Regions from separate parts of the Homo sapiens genome. Here region 2 is linked to region 1. A link is a contact called in ENCODE Hi-C data. All regions are on one chromosome and are shown on one strand. The core of a region is the stretch at or near the end of the contact, and the rest is flanking DNA. Distances in the headings are between cores, read along the strand shown. Region 1 holds the start of ESD (esterase D). Region 2 holds the start of ALG11 (ALG11 alpha-1,2-mannosyltransferase).

Region 1 (6,550 bases), core at 1,304-3,803:
GTTTTCCATAAATCTCTACATGTGTTTTTTTGTTCCCATTCTCTCAGATTCCTTGGATTTTGATGTTTCTTCATTTCCAGGATGTCCTATTCCACTGGCTCTTAACAACCTAGACAGGTGTTCCCAAAACCAACAATCTACAGTTCCAATAACTGCTGTTGACCACCACTGTGTTGTTCAAATCCTCTTCTCAGTGAAAACTCAGGATCTGGCTTCTTCCCTTTCACTCTGTCTCCTCCCACCTCCCTTTTCTTTTTTCTTCACACTCTTTCCCTAAACCTCATTCCCTAAATTTCAACTACATTTTCTGGGTGAAATAATCTAAATCTGCATCTCTATAACCAATCTTTCTCAAGCATTAGTACCCATAATGACATTTCTTGCTGGACTCTTCTACCAAGACATGTCACCAGCTATTAAAACTTACCACACCTAAAATTAAGCTTCTGCATCTCACCTTCAAACCATTCCTCTTTTCATTGCCTCTCTTTTTCAGACTCATGCCTGTCTTGCCTAATCTACATTTGAGATGCCTCAAAGTTACCTTCTTTTTGAATTCCCACTGCCATCATCCTAATTATATATAAGAAATTAAAACTTAGCCTCTTCCTTTCTTCCTAATACATCCCACTACGATCAATCCTGCATGAAAGCCTAGGGTTTTAATCCACTTAATTTACTGGTCAACGGATCCCTACCAACAGCTCATCTGCAGCCTAATACGGCCTACGTGGAATTGTTAGTCATTTTTATTTAGTATTTTAAAAACTGTGATAAAAACACATACATAATATTTACTATCTTAACCATTCCTAAGTGTGTATTTCAGTAGTGTTAAGTATCCATTAGTCATATGTAAAAACGCAGTTCGCCAGCTCACAATAATGAGCAGATGAGAACTGCCTCATCACCCCCTGGCTGCTGCAGGTGGAGACTACTAATCCCTTTCGCTGTTAGGCCAGTCGCTGAGAACCAGAAAGTCACTGAAATGGAAGACCATGTTAATTGTACAATTTTCTTCAAGTTTAATGCCATTAAAATTTCATAAAATTAAAACCATGCAGGATCACTGAAAAAATAGATGAATAAAACTCCATATAAACTTCAGTCACACTCTACCTGTGTGCAAACACAGTCTTTTTTTTCTTCTTTTTTTTTTTTTTGAGACAGGGTCAAACTCTGTGGCCCAGATTGGAGTGCAGTGGCCTGATCTCGGCTCACTGCAATCATCTCGGCCCCCGGGCTCAGGTGATCCTCCCGCCTCAGCCTCTGGAGTAGTTGGGACCACAGGTGGCACCACCATGCCCAGGTAATTTTTTGTAGAGGAGGTTTTGCCATGCTGCCTAGGCTGGGTCTCTTTTCCTTCATAAAAATTCACATGGCTTGCCTAGGTAAGGATTTCTATTAAACTCTGGGGAAAATTTTTTAAAAAAAATATAGCATCTATAAACGCCAAACACCTTCACATGGCTCTAAATATGGTCTATAATTTGGTCCCAGATTATTTTTCTGGTCTCACTCCCTATTTTGTTAGTTAAACTCAACTATGCATAATTCTAGGATGGCCTGGATGTTGCTATCGGGTGGCTTTACTCAATGCCACGGTACAATGGTTTCAGAGCAGGTTTTGGGGCCAGACCCTCCGGGTTCAAACCCTGACTTCACCACTTATTACTACATGACACTGGGCAAGCTAATCTATGCCTCATTTGCCCATCTGCAAAATGGGTATACAGTAATATATATCAATTTGATAGGGTTGCTCTGGGAATTAAATGAGTTAATTCACGTAGTGCTTAAAATGCTGCTTCTACCACACACACAAACATGAGCTATTATTTTTCCTGCAACCTGAATGCCCTCTCCTTCCAGGTGCGCTCAATCCCATTTCCCTAATGACCCCATCAGAAATGACTTCCAGTCCCCCACAGCGCTCTGAGAGCATTTTACGACCCGAACAGATTTTGTCAAACTCCAAAGACACGTGCTCCCCTCGGCACCATCAGGTGAGTGCTCCTGACCGCGCCATTGGCTCGTGCCCCGACGCGGACGCTGCCTAGAGCAGCAGGTCCACACTCCCCCGAACCAGGCGCCGGCGGCCGCTAGTAACGCGTTGAGGCCAGCTCCCTCCTTAAAATGCGTACACATCTACTTCACATTTTCGCGCGGTGGCTGCGGGTCTAGGAAAGTCTTTCTGAACAGGAAAAAGCTGTACAAATGTAGCGGGCAGTAGGTAAACGGGCGCTCGCCCCGGGTTACACTAGGTTGGAGGCTCAGAGAAGGAAAAGGGATTAGAGGCGAGGCTCCGGGTCACGGGAAAAGGTCCTTGGCCTCCTGTCATGGATGGTGGCGCCCAAGGCCCAGGGTCGCCGTCTCTGCGCTCGTGCCTGCGGATACCTGCACCGCAGGACTCGGCGTCCGCCCCGATCACGCCTAGCCGTGCCGCAGCCGCAGGAAGGCTGACAACGTCCAGGCCTCTACCCGAACCCAGTCTTACCTACGGTGGCGGAGTGACCAGAAGAAGCGGGCCGAAGTAAAAGGCGGGGCTCAAGATGGCCGCCGGGGCCTCGCCTCAGCCCCGCCCATATGATGCCCCGCCCCTCCGGTCCCACTCACTCTCGCTTTTAACTCCGAGAACCCGCTCTTCTCCAGTTCAGTCTCCATGGCCCCGCCGCCTTTGCACATTGCACTTCCCGGCAGCCTCCGCGTGGGCGCCCCCTCCAACTCCTGCCTTCGCCCGCGTTTCTGCTCTGTGTGGTTACTAGGACCAACGAGGAGGGCGTTAGGTTAGTCCCTGTCACCTTGTCGGGGATCAGTCTGCTGTGCGTGCTCAGACTCTTCCCAGAGCCAGCAGCAAGAACCCGAGGCATTAATAAACTTGAGATGTAGCTTCGCTTAACTCGTGCAGAGGGTTTCCGTGTCACTTATGTAGAAACTAGGGCCTAATTTCAACTCCCTCAACTCCTCTGTCCCAAGACTATCCACGTCACCTACTTGGTAGCTTGAGTTAAACAAGAAACCTTTGAAATCTCCAGTGGCCGACACGCAGTGGGAACTCCATCAGTTTTCTGTTTTCTCCCTTCTTCCCTCAATAAAAATTAAGTTGAACTGACTAAGATTTGCTAGTTGATAATTTACAGCAAATCTTTCCTTTTGGTCTCTCTGATTTAAGCAAACTGTTGAGTGTACTTTGCCTCTTGAGAAATTAAATCTGATTACAACAGAGCTAAGTATTTTTCAGCAACGGTTAGACTGACATTGTAAATACACAATCTGATAGTTGGGGCTGGCCTCATGGGCCTGCAACCTGTGCTATTACCCGGCCCCCAGAACAGAAGGACGCTACATTTTCTCTCAGTAAGTGTTGAACCAGGGCCCCACGTTTGTGTCTGGAATTGGGCCCTGCAAATTGTGTAGCTATGGGAGCTGACTTAAGTATGGATGAGCTGCCACACAAGAGATTACCTGCCAGAATCTATTGTGTGGCTCAGGCCCATTTTGCCATAGTGATCTTTGGACTAAATTAACCTGTGGACTGAACCTGTGGATCAATTGGAACTTAGACTGAAAATAATGTTTCATCAAAATAATGTTTTTATTTTGAGAAAGCATTGAAGTAAATTGTTTTAAACTTTCTTTTTACTATCTTTAAGTATAAATCATTGAAAAGGGGATTTTCTTCAGTTTCAAAACTGAAACAGAATAAATACCTAAATTGCAAGTTCTTTATAACTGATGTTTGAACAAAGAGAAATAATTGATTAAATGATATATTTGCCTAATAAGTGGACTGCTGTGAGGTGCAGACTAGCCAAAGAACTGTAAGTGTGAAGTTCTTTACTAAAGGGTTCTTGTGTGAATACAATGTGAGAATAAGCAGAACTAAAATTTCTTTTACCCAGCATAAATAAAATGTTAATAGATCCACAAAAGTCGATTGCTTAAAAATATTAAGAATATATATAATTATCATTATTATTTGGACATGGAAGCAAAGAAGGCTGAAATCAGAAATTAAGGTTGACATTTTAAAAAATGGCACTACCAATAAAAATGGATGAATATTAAGTACACAAAGAAATAGTCCAAAAATTATGTGTAAATGTGTGGCTGAGAGGATATAGGACTCTTGGTTTGAACTAAAATGAGTAGGAATATAATCTTAAGGAGGCAATAAAGGGATGCAATAAAAATGAGAAAAAGTCAAATATACTTGAAGCCTGTAAGAAAAGAGATTGTTTTAGTCAGTTCCAGCTTAACAGAAATTTATTCCTCACCATTCTAAAAGTCTGGGAAGTCCAAGATCAAGGTGCTGATGAAATCTGTTCCTGCTGAGAGCCCTTTTCCTCGTTTGCAGAGGAATACCTTCTTGCTGTAGTCTCACTTGGTGGGTGGGGTGAGGAGAGCTCTGGTTCCTTCATCTTATTGTAAGGGCACTAGTCCCATTCACATGGACTCCACCATCATGGTGTAATTATCTTCCAAAGTCTCCATCTCCAAATACCATCACGTTAAGGATTTAGGGTTCAATGTTTGAATTCTGGGGAACACAAACATTCAATCCATAGCAAAGATAGTTTTAGAGAGACTAGAAAAGACACCATACATAGAAAATAATATAATCTCTTGGGTATCAAATATGCTACTTGAGAAGTGTCCTTGTGGCTTTTCCACAGACTAGAACAGGGTTTCTCAACCTCGGCACTGTTGACATTTGGGGCCAGATGATTCTTTGTCGTGGAGGCCTACCCTGTGCATTGTAGGATGTTTCGTAACATCCCTGGCCTCCACTAGCTAGATGCCAGTGGTACCCCTAACAAGCTTAGATACCCAAAACGTCTCTAGACATTGCCAAATGTCCATGGAAGGAGGGGTTGGTGTAGAGGAGGGCTGCAAAATTGCCCCTAGTTAAGAACCACTGGCCTAGATAAACATTTTTCAAAATTCCCTTTATTTTGATTCTATTCTTATCTAGTGACATTTTGGAAAATAATAGGCTCCATTGTTATTTAATAAATCAGAACTTAGGTTAAAAATGCTTTAGTCTCTGGTGAGTGTAGCTGAGATGATACATTTTCCCAAAGACTTACCATCTCTGAGCATGATACTCACCTTACAGAATTGAGTTTCTGAATGTGTACTCTGAGGACCAGACTTTGGATCATGGGAACTGAACCAAGTACCGGAAACTTATAGCCCTGTGCCACTGTTCCATCTTGACTTTGTTATCTTAAGTTCTAACTGCAGAGTACAATACAACAAGTACAGACAAGCCTTTCAGTCTCACATTCATATTAGCAAATGTCCAAATTTCACATATTTCAATTTTATTTATTTATTTATTTAAGATAGGGTCTTACTCTGTCACCCAGGCTGGAGTGCAATGGCGCAATCATAGTTCATTACAACCTCAAACTCCTGGGCTCAAGTGATCCTACTGCCTCAGCCTCCTGAGTAGCTGGCACTACAGGCGTGTGCTAGCATGCCCAGCTAATTTTTGTATTTTTAGTAGAAATGGGATCTTGCTATGTTGCCCAGGCTGGTCTTGAACTCTTGAGCTCAAGTGATCCTCCCACTTCAGCCTCCCAAAGTGCTGGGATTATAGGCATGAGCCGTTGCACCCAGCTGCATCTGGCCTCAATTCCATTTACTTTTTTTTTTTAATTCTTAAATCCTAAAAGCTATATTTCTTTTTCATCACACATTCAAAAAAATCAAGAGTTAGTGTGTGATTGTACAGAGCTAGACTTTTGTGTTAGCCATTATTGTTATTTTTGTTAGCATGAGAACTAAAACTATAGATTTTTTCCTGTTCAAAGTGACTCCTATTCTTTTATCACCTTTTGCTCAATTACAGTACTGTTAAGTTTCTTAACATTCTACATATTTGTTGAGCCACAGTTTGTCAGTTTATTCATAATTTTTAAAGTTCCATTGATAGCTTATTAGAAACAAAATGAACTCTGGCTATCTGTTAATCATTGGCATGTATGAAAACTGACAAAAGGCCAGTTCACTAACTGTTTTGGTTAATGCTTATAAATCTCCTTTGGTGTAAGATTAGTATTTTGCTAGTGAGACTACCTATGCTTTCATGATCCTTTTCTCAATAATGCCAACTATTTCTTTAGGTCATTTCTAAAATGCCTCCTAGTCACTTACACATTCCCCAGCATAGCTTAAACATGCTTCTATAATTATTTGTAAACATGGAGAGTGAAGTAAAATAAACTATTTCATAGACAATGAGGCAACTAAAAAATTCTGAGATTACCATTATAACCATGGCTGGGATTTTGCTAAAGGAAACTAAGAATTTAGAAGAAAATTGGGGTTTTATGTATCCTCCAAAAGTCAGTAGCTCTAGATATTATATCATTATCTTTTTAGGCTGAGAACTAGGACAGCTTCCTTGGTTATGAAGAATCAGCTGTTAGGTAGAAATCCCCGCAGATATGCCATCTTGGCCTTATTGCAAGGACCATTATATCCACAAGTCACCCCAAATTTCCCTTTCTGTTTGCCTCCCTATATGAAAACAATTTAGAAA
Region 2 (6,550 bases), core at 1-2,500, 5.2 Mb after region 1:
GCCAAGACATCCCTGGAGCTGGGGTCTGGCTCGGCCTTCCCTGCGCACCCCCTGGGGGCGAGTAAGCGCCGAACGCGGGGAGGAAAATCCTCCTGGTGGGAGTGAGCACGCTGCGCGGACGCGGGGGAACAAAACTCACTTTCCGACTGGCCCCTTCTCTGGCTGTGATCTGTCTCTCCTGCTCAGGCATCGTCCCGCACGGACACCGAATTCTTCTCTGATCTGGCTCAGAGCAAAAGGTCACCTGGTCGGTGGAGGAGAGCGGGGTGTTAAAGTCCCGGGAGAGGAGGCGCAGAGTGTGAGGGCATCGGCGCGGCTCGGCTCTAAAGCAAACAGGGGTCCGGGAACCGCCCCTTCATTTGGGACCGGGGAAGCCGCAGCCCTCTTCACACGGATGATTCAAAGTTGCGCGCCGCCGTCCTCCCGACCTGGGGGCACGGGGATGAGAGCGTGAGGGGAGAGTGGGCCTCGGACCCTCGCCCACTCCCCAGGTGGCTGGGAGTGCCCACCCTGGAACTGCCGGCCCCGCCGGTGCCACAGTGTTCTCTGCCGTGCCAGTGCCACAATGTCCTCTGCCGTGCCGGCGCCGCAGGGCGGAGGCCTGTCCTCCTCCGCGGTCTCGGCCACCTCGCGCTGGTGCGCTCCGACACTGTACTGGGATCTCACGCGTGTGCGGGAGCGGGAGGGCAGGTGAGCTGCGCAGAGCCGGGCCGCAGACTCAGCTCCCAGGGCTCACCCACCGCCTGCGGGGAAGGTGCCCGGCGGCGCCGCGTCGGGTCCGCTCTGCGCTGCCCCCTCCTCGGACTCTGCGCCTGGCTGCCGGACGCCGTGGGTCCCAAAGGAAGCAACCGCGGCAAGAGTGAACTCCGCACCTGGAAAATCGATCCGCTGTGCGCAAAGGCCAGCCAATGGCCTCCAACGGGCGGCGGGCTTTGGGCCGGGAACGGGGGCGCAGGCGCCCAGGCGGGGGCTTCTAGTGGGGGAGGTGGCCGAGGGAGGGAGCGACGGCTGTCAATCACAGGCCACGCCCTCCTCAGCCCAACCCCCCACTGCTGTCCCGCCCACGGGGGCGGGAGCCGTGTGCGCCACGCCGAACACTAGTCTACGCCTCGGCATATTCTATTGGCTGGAAGGCCGTGGGAAGCGGCTACCAGTAACCAATAGTAACGCACAATTGGCCCGTGGGGGCGGGGCGAGCACGGCTTGCTTTCTCAGGAGCCAATAGGGAAAAGGAAAGTGAAGCGTTTCCTGAGTTCGGGGGTCGGCGGAAGATGGCGGCCGGCGAAAGGAGCTGGTGCCTGTGCAAGTTGTTGAGGTGAGCAGCCGGTCGTGTGGGCTCACAGACGTTTTCTCTTCTGTAGGGGTACTTGCCCGTCCAGTGTAGCTAAATTTTGCGGGCAAATGGCCTTCCTTGTCATGAATCTAAGGTAATTTCTCAGGCCAATGAGCAGTCTTTCTTTTTCTTGGGGGTCTTCTATATAGACTGGAATAGACTAGGTCTTAAAGACTCAATTTACCGCGTTTTCTTCTGCTTCACTGTTGGCCGAGGGGTCGAGTTCCCTTCCCTGCTTCAGCTTTTTTTTTCCCTTTCACACTCCAGTTAGTCTGTCATAAATTATTCATATTCATTCCTTATTTTTCTTTACGATTGAGCCACGAGACATTTTCCAATCTATCATGTCTCTTTTCGGTAAAGAAGAAACCGGATCTTCCTTCTCATCTTAGTTTCTACTCTTAAACTCACCAAAACTGCCATTGTTAACACGTCACTTAAATATAAAGCTTATGTTGAATCCTCTGCTTTTTGATAATCTGTTACTTTAATTTTTATGATGTAAGAAGTTACATAAAATATTATTTTATTTGTATTACGTGTATATGCTGTTTCTTCTAGAAAAATTAGAAAATAGATAAGTAAAAGGAAAAAACCCCAGGAATGCTACCATCCGGAGATAGCCACTGTTAACATTTTGGTGAAAAAACTCCCAGGCTTTTTTCCACCTTTGTTGTTGTAGTACTACTGTATTTTAAATGCCTTGCCCTCCACTAATAAAACAGAAGGCCTAGTATATTCTACCTACCTAGTTTTTTTACCACCTACATATTTTTGTTCAGGCTGAAAATTTATAATTAACACCATAGCTTCCTGAATAGCAGTATATACCTAATTCTTTCAAAAGTTCAGGCATTTCTTCTTCGTTTTTGTCCACTCTACTTCAAATTCTGTAATCATTACTTTAAACATTTTGAATGAGAAAGTCTGTTATCAGAGCCTTTTGGTTCTTCCCTGTCATACGTAATATTCCTCAGTGCTTTACATTATAATGTTTAAATAAACTCACTAACCAGACTTAAAGGACAGGTTTAACTTTAGTTATTATGCAGCTTTTAAGTTAAATGTTTAATAGTTCAGTTTGAAAAGCTTGTCACATGAATTTTCCCACCTAAATTATTTGAAGGAATTGCCAGAAAAACCTTTACATTATATGGGTCAGCTGCATTTTAAATAAGCTTTTGAAAGAGTGTCCTGAGAAAGCAAACTGTCCTCTGTAGTGTTGCTTTTATGAATTCATATATTCCAAATGTTAAATAAATGATAAATCTTACCACTTTTGTCAGACTCTGTTCATCCTTTAAGGCAGTGGTTCTCAAATTGTGCTCCATGGACCATGCAGGTCCCAAGGCCCTTCAATGGATCCTCAACAAATCTGTTTTTATAATAACATTAATGTAATATTTGCCTATTTTACTATGTTGATAAGTGCAAAAGTGATAGCGGATAAAACTAAGTGATAGTGGATTTTAATTAACAGTGTGAAAAGGTCATTGATAGGGTTTCAGAGTCTGTATTGCAACTGACATTAAGAAACTGCATAACTTGTCAAATGTGGTCTAGCATCAGAGAAGAATATCTGTAACTAGCTGAAAAGTTAAATATATTTTAAACATAAGATCAATATATATTAAAATATACTCCCTTTTCCTACTACATGTCTAAGTTAGCCTGAATTTTCTTCATATACTTCAACAAAAACAACATATCACTAGATTGAATGCAGAAACAGAAAGGAGGAGCCACTATCTGGTTTCACGTTAAGCCAGACATTAAAAAGATTTGCAAAAAGTGTAAATCATTGGCACCCTTCTTGCTAAATTTCTTTTTTTGGTTTGGAAAAGATAGTTTTTTAATAAAAATATGTTAATGTGTTATGAAAGAATTTTTATTTTCAAATGAATTCATAAAAAGTTTAAAGTTCTTTAGTTTTCATTTCTAATATGCTAAATATTGGTAGATATAAGCAGTGTAAACCACTGGTTCTCAACCAGGGGTGATTTTTGCCCTTCGCAAGACATTTGGCATTTGGCAATATCTGGAGGGCTTTTTTTTTTTAATTTTTTTTTTAGAGATAAGAGTCTTGCTCTGTTGCCCAGGCTGGAGTGCAGTGGCATGATCATAGCTTACTACAGCCTTGAACTCCTGGGCTCAAGCAATCCTCCCACCTCAGCCTCCCAAAATGTTGGGATTACAGGCATGAGCCACCATGCCCAACTGATAATTTTGATTGGGAGGGTGCTACTGGCATCTAAGTGGGTCAAGACCAAAGATGCTACTAAATATAATACATAGGACAACCTCCGCAACAAATAATTATTTGGTCCAAAATGTCAGTAGTGTCAAGGATGAGAAACTCTGATGTAAACAAAAGCTCTATTGTATCCTCAGTAAAATTTTTAAGAGTATAAAGGTGTATAAAGAATATAAAGACCAAATTATTTTAGACCAATTATTTCAGCTTTGAAATAAAGTGCTCATGTGGGATTTCAAATAGAGTCAAATACCTCTTCAAGTACACAGTAGGAAATCCCACATGAGATTTGTTCACAATAGGAACAAATGAGGATTTGTTCACAATAGGAAATCCCACATGAGAACTTTATGTCAAAACTAAATATCAATAAAATATTTACTTCTGGCCAGGTGCAGCAGCTCATGCCTGTAATCTCAATGCTTTGGAAGGCCAAGGCAGGAGGATTACTTGAGGCCAAGAGTTTGAGACCAGCCTGGGCAACATAGCAAAACCCTATTTCTACAAAAAACATTTTTTTAATTAGCTGGGTGTGGTGGCATGCACCTGTAGTTCCAGCTTCTCAGGAGTCTGAGGCAGGAGGATCGCTTGAGCCAAGGAGTTTGGGGCTGCAGTGATTGCTATGATTGCACCACTGCACTTCAGCCTGGGTGACAGAGTGAGACCCTGTATCTAAAAAAAGCAAAATTTACTTTTCTGATGAATTTGTATGTTTTCATGTGGGCAGTGAAAACTATGTGATATGGTTTGGCCGTGACCCCACCCAAACCTCAAGTTGAATTTTATCTCCCAGAATGCCCACATGTTGTGGGAGGGATCCAGGGGGAGGTAATTGAATCATGGGGGCCAATCTTTCCCATGCTATTCTCGTGATAGTGAGTAAGTTCACGAGATCTGATGGGGTTTATCAGGGGTTTCTGCTTTTGCTTCTTTCTGATTTTTCTCTTGCTGCCACCATGTAAGAAGTGCCTTATGCCTCCCGCCATGATTCTGAGGCCTCATAGCCATGTGGAACTGTAAATCCAATTAAACCTATTTTTGTTCCCAGTTTCGAGTATGTCTTTATCAGCAGCGTGAAAATGAACTTGGTACCATAAATTAGTACCAGTAGAGTGGGGTGCTGCTGAAGAGATACCCAAAAATGTGGAAGCGACTTTGGAACTGGGCAACAGGCAGAGGCTGGAACAGTTTGGAGGGCTCAGAAGAAGCCAGGAAAATGTGGGAAAGTTTGGAACATCCTAGAGACTTGTTGAATGGCTTTGAACAAAATGCGGATAGTGATATGGACAACGAAATCCAGGCTGAGGTGGTCTCAGATGGAGATGAAGAACTTGTTGGGAACTGGAGAAAGGTGACTCCTCTTATGTTTTAGCAAAGGTACTAGAGGCATTTTGCCCCTGCCCTAGAGATTTGTGGAACTTTGAACTTGAAAGAGATGATTTAGGGTATCTGGTGTAAGAAATTTCTAAGCAGCAAAGAATTCAAGAAGTGACTTGGGTGCTCTTAAAAGCATTCCATTTTAAAAGCGGAACAGAGCATAAAAGTTCAGAAAATTTGCAGCCTGACAATGCAGTAGAAAAGAAAGACCCATTTTTTTAGGAGAAATTCAAGCTGGCTGCAGAAATTTTCAAAAGTAGCAAGGAGCCTAATGTTAATCCTGAAGACCATGGGGGAAAATGTCTCCAGGCAATGTCGGAGACCTTCATGGCAGCCTCTCTCATGGCAGGCCTGGAGGCCCAGGAGGAAAAAGTGGTTTTGTGGGCCAGGTGCAGGGGCCCTGTGCTGTGTGCAGCCTAGGGACTTGGTACCCTGTGTCCCAGCTGCTCCAGCCGTGGCTGAAAGGGGCCAATGCAGAGCTAGTGCTGTGGCTTCAGAGGGTGAAAGCCCCAAGCCATGGTAGCTTCACATGGTGTTGAGCCTGCGGGTGCACAGAAGTCAAGAATGGAAATTTGGGAACCTCTACCTAGATTGCAGAAGATGTATAGAAACGCCTGGATGCCCAGGCAAAAGTTTGCCACCGGGGCAGGGCCCTCATGGAGAACCTCTGCCAGGGCAGTGCAGAAGGGAAATGTGGGGTTGGAGCCCCCACACAGAGTCCCTACTGGGGCACTGCCTAGTGGAGCTGCGAGAAGAGGGCCACCGTCCTCCATACCCCAGAGTGGTAGATCCACTGACAGCTTGCACCGTGTGCCTGGAAAAACCTCAGACACTCAACGCCGGCCCATGAAAGCAGCCAGGAGGGAGGCTGTACCCTGCAAATCTACAGGGGCAGAGCTGCTCAAGACCATGGGAACCCACCTCTTGCTTAAGCATGACCTGGATGTGAGACCTGGAGTCAAAGGAGGTCATTTTGGAGCTTTAAAAATTTGACTGCCCCACTGGATTTTGGACTTGCATGGGCCCTGTAACCCCCTTGTTTTGGCCAATTTCTCCCATTTGGAACAGCTGTACTTACCCAATACCTGTACTCCCATTGTATCTGGGAAGTAACTAGCTTACTTTTGATTTTACAGGCTCATAGGCAGAAGGGACTTGCCTTGTCTCGGATGAGACTTTGGACTGTGGACATATGGGTTAATGCTGAAATGAGTTAAGACTTTGGGGGACTGTTGGGAAGGCATAATTGGTTTTGAAATGTGATGACGTGAGATTTGGAGGGGCCAGGGCAGAATGATATGGTTTGGCCATGTCCCCACCCAAATCTCAGTTTGAATTGTGTCTCCCAGAATTCCCATGTGTTGTGGAAGGGACCCAGGGGAAGGTAATTGAATCATGGGGGCCGGTCTTTCCCATGCTATTCTCATAATAATGAATAAGTCTCATGAGATCTGATGGGTTTATCAGGGGTTTCCGCTTTTGCTGCTTCCTCGTTTTTCTCTTGCCCACTGCCCTGTAAGAAGTGCCTTACACCTCCTGCCGTGATTCTGAGGTCTCCCCAGCCATATGGAACTGTAAGTCCAATT

The links. Hi-C counts contacts between places; a loop is a spot of excess contacts on that map. Pooled maps may share reads with other maps.
Region 2: a map of B cell shows a loop between it and region 1 (18-fold over the local background). The contact joins the promoter of ALG11 here to the promoter of ESD in region 1. A Hi-C loop is called at or near these places in 2 of 168 maps with a recorded cell type or tissue (B cell and naive thymus-derived CD4-positive, alpha-beta T cell) and 12 of 50 pooled maps.

Annotation. Positions count from the first base shown.
Region 1 is chr13:46,794,608-46,801,157 of GRCh38, forward strand. ESD (esterase D) reads right to left here and starts at 2,554. Exons shown (of 10, transcript NM_001984.2): 1 at 2,498-2,554. RefSeq lists enhancers at 1,689-2,290, 2,422-2,471 and a silencer at 2,062-2,111.
Region 2 is chr13:52,011,148-52,017,697 of GRCh38, forward strand. ALG11 (ALG11 alpha-1,2-mannosyltransferase) reads left to right here and starts at 1,251. Exons shown (of 4, transcript NM_001004127.3): 1 at 1,251-1,315. The coding sequence starts at 1,272. ATP7B (ATPase copper transporting beta) reads right to left here and starts at 303. Exons shown (of 21, transcript NM_000053.4): 1 at 140-303. The coding sequence starts at 190. RefSeq lists silencers at 510-849, 900-1,009, 1,020-1,119 and enhancers at 1,240-1,369, 1,420-1,509.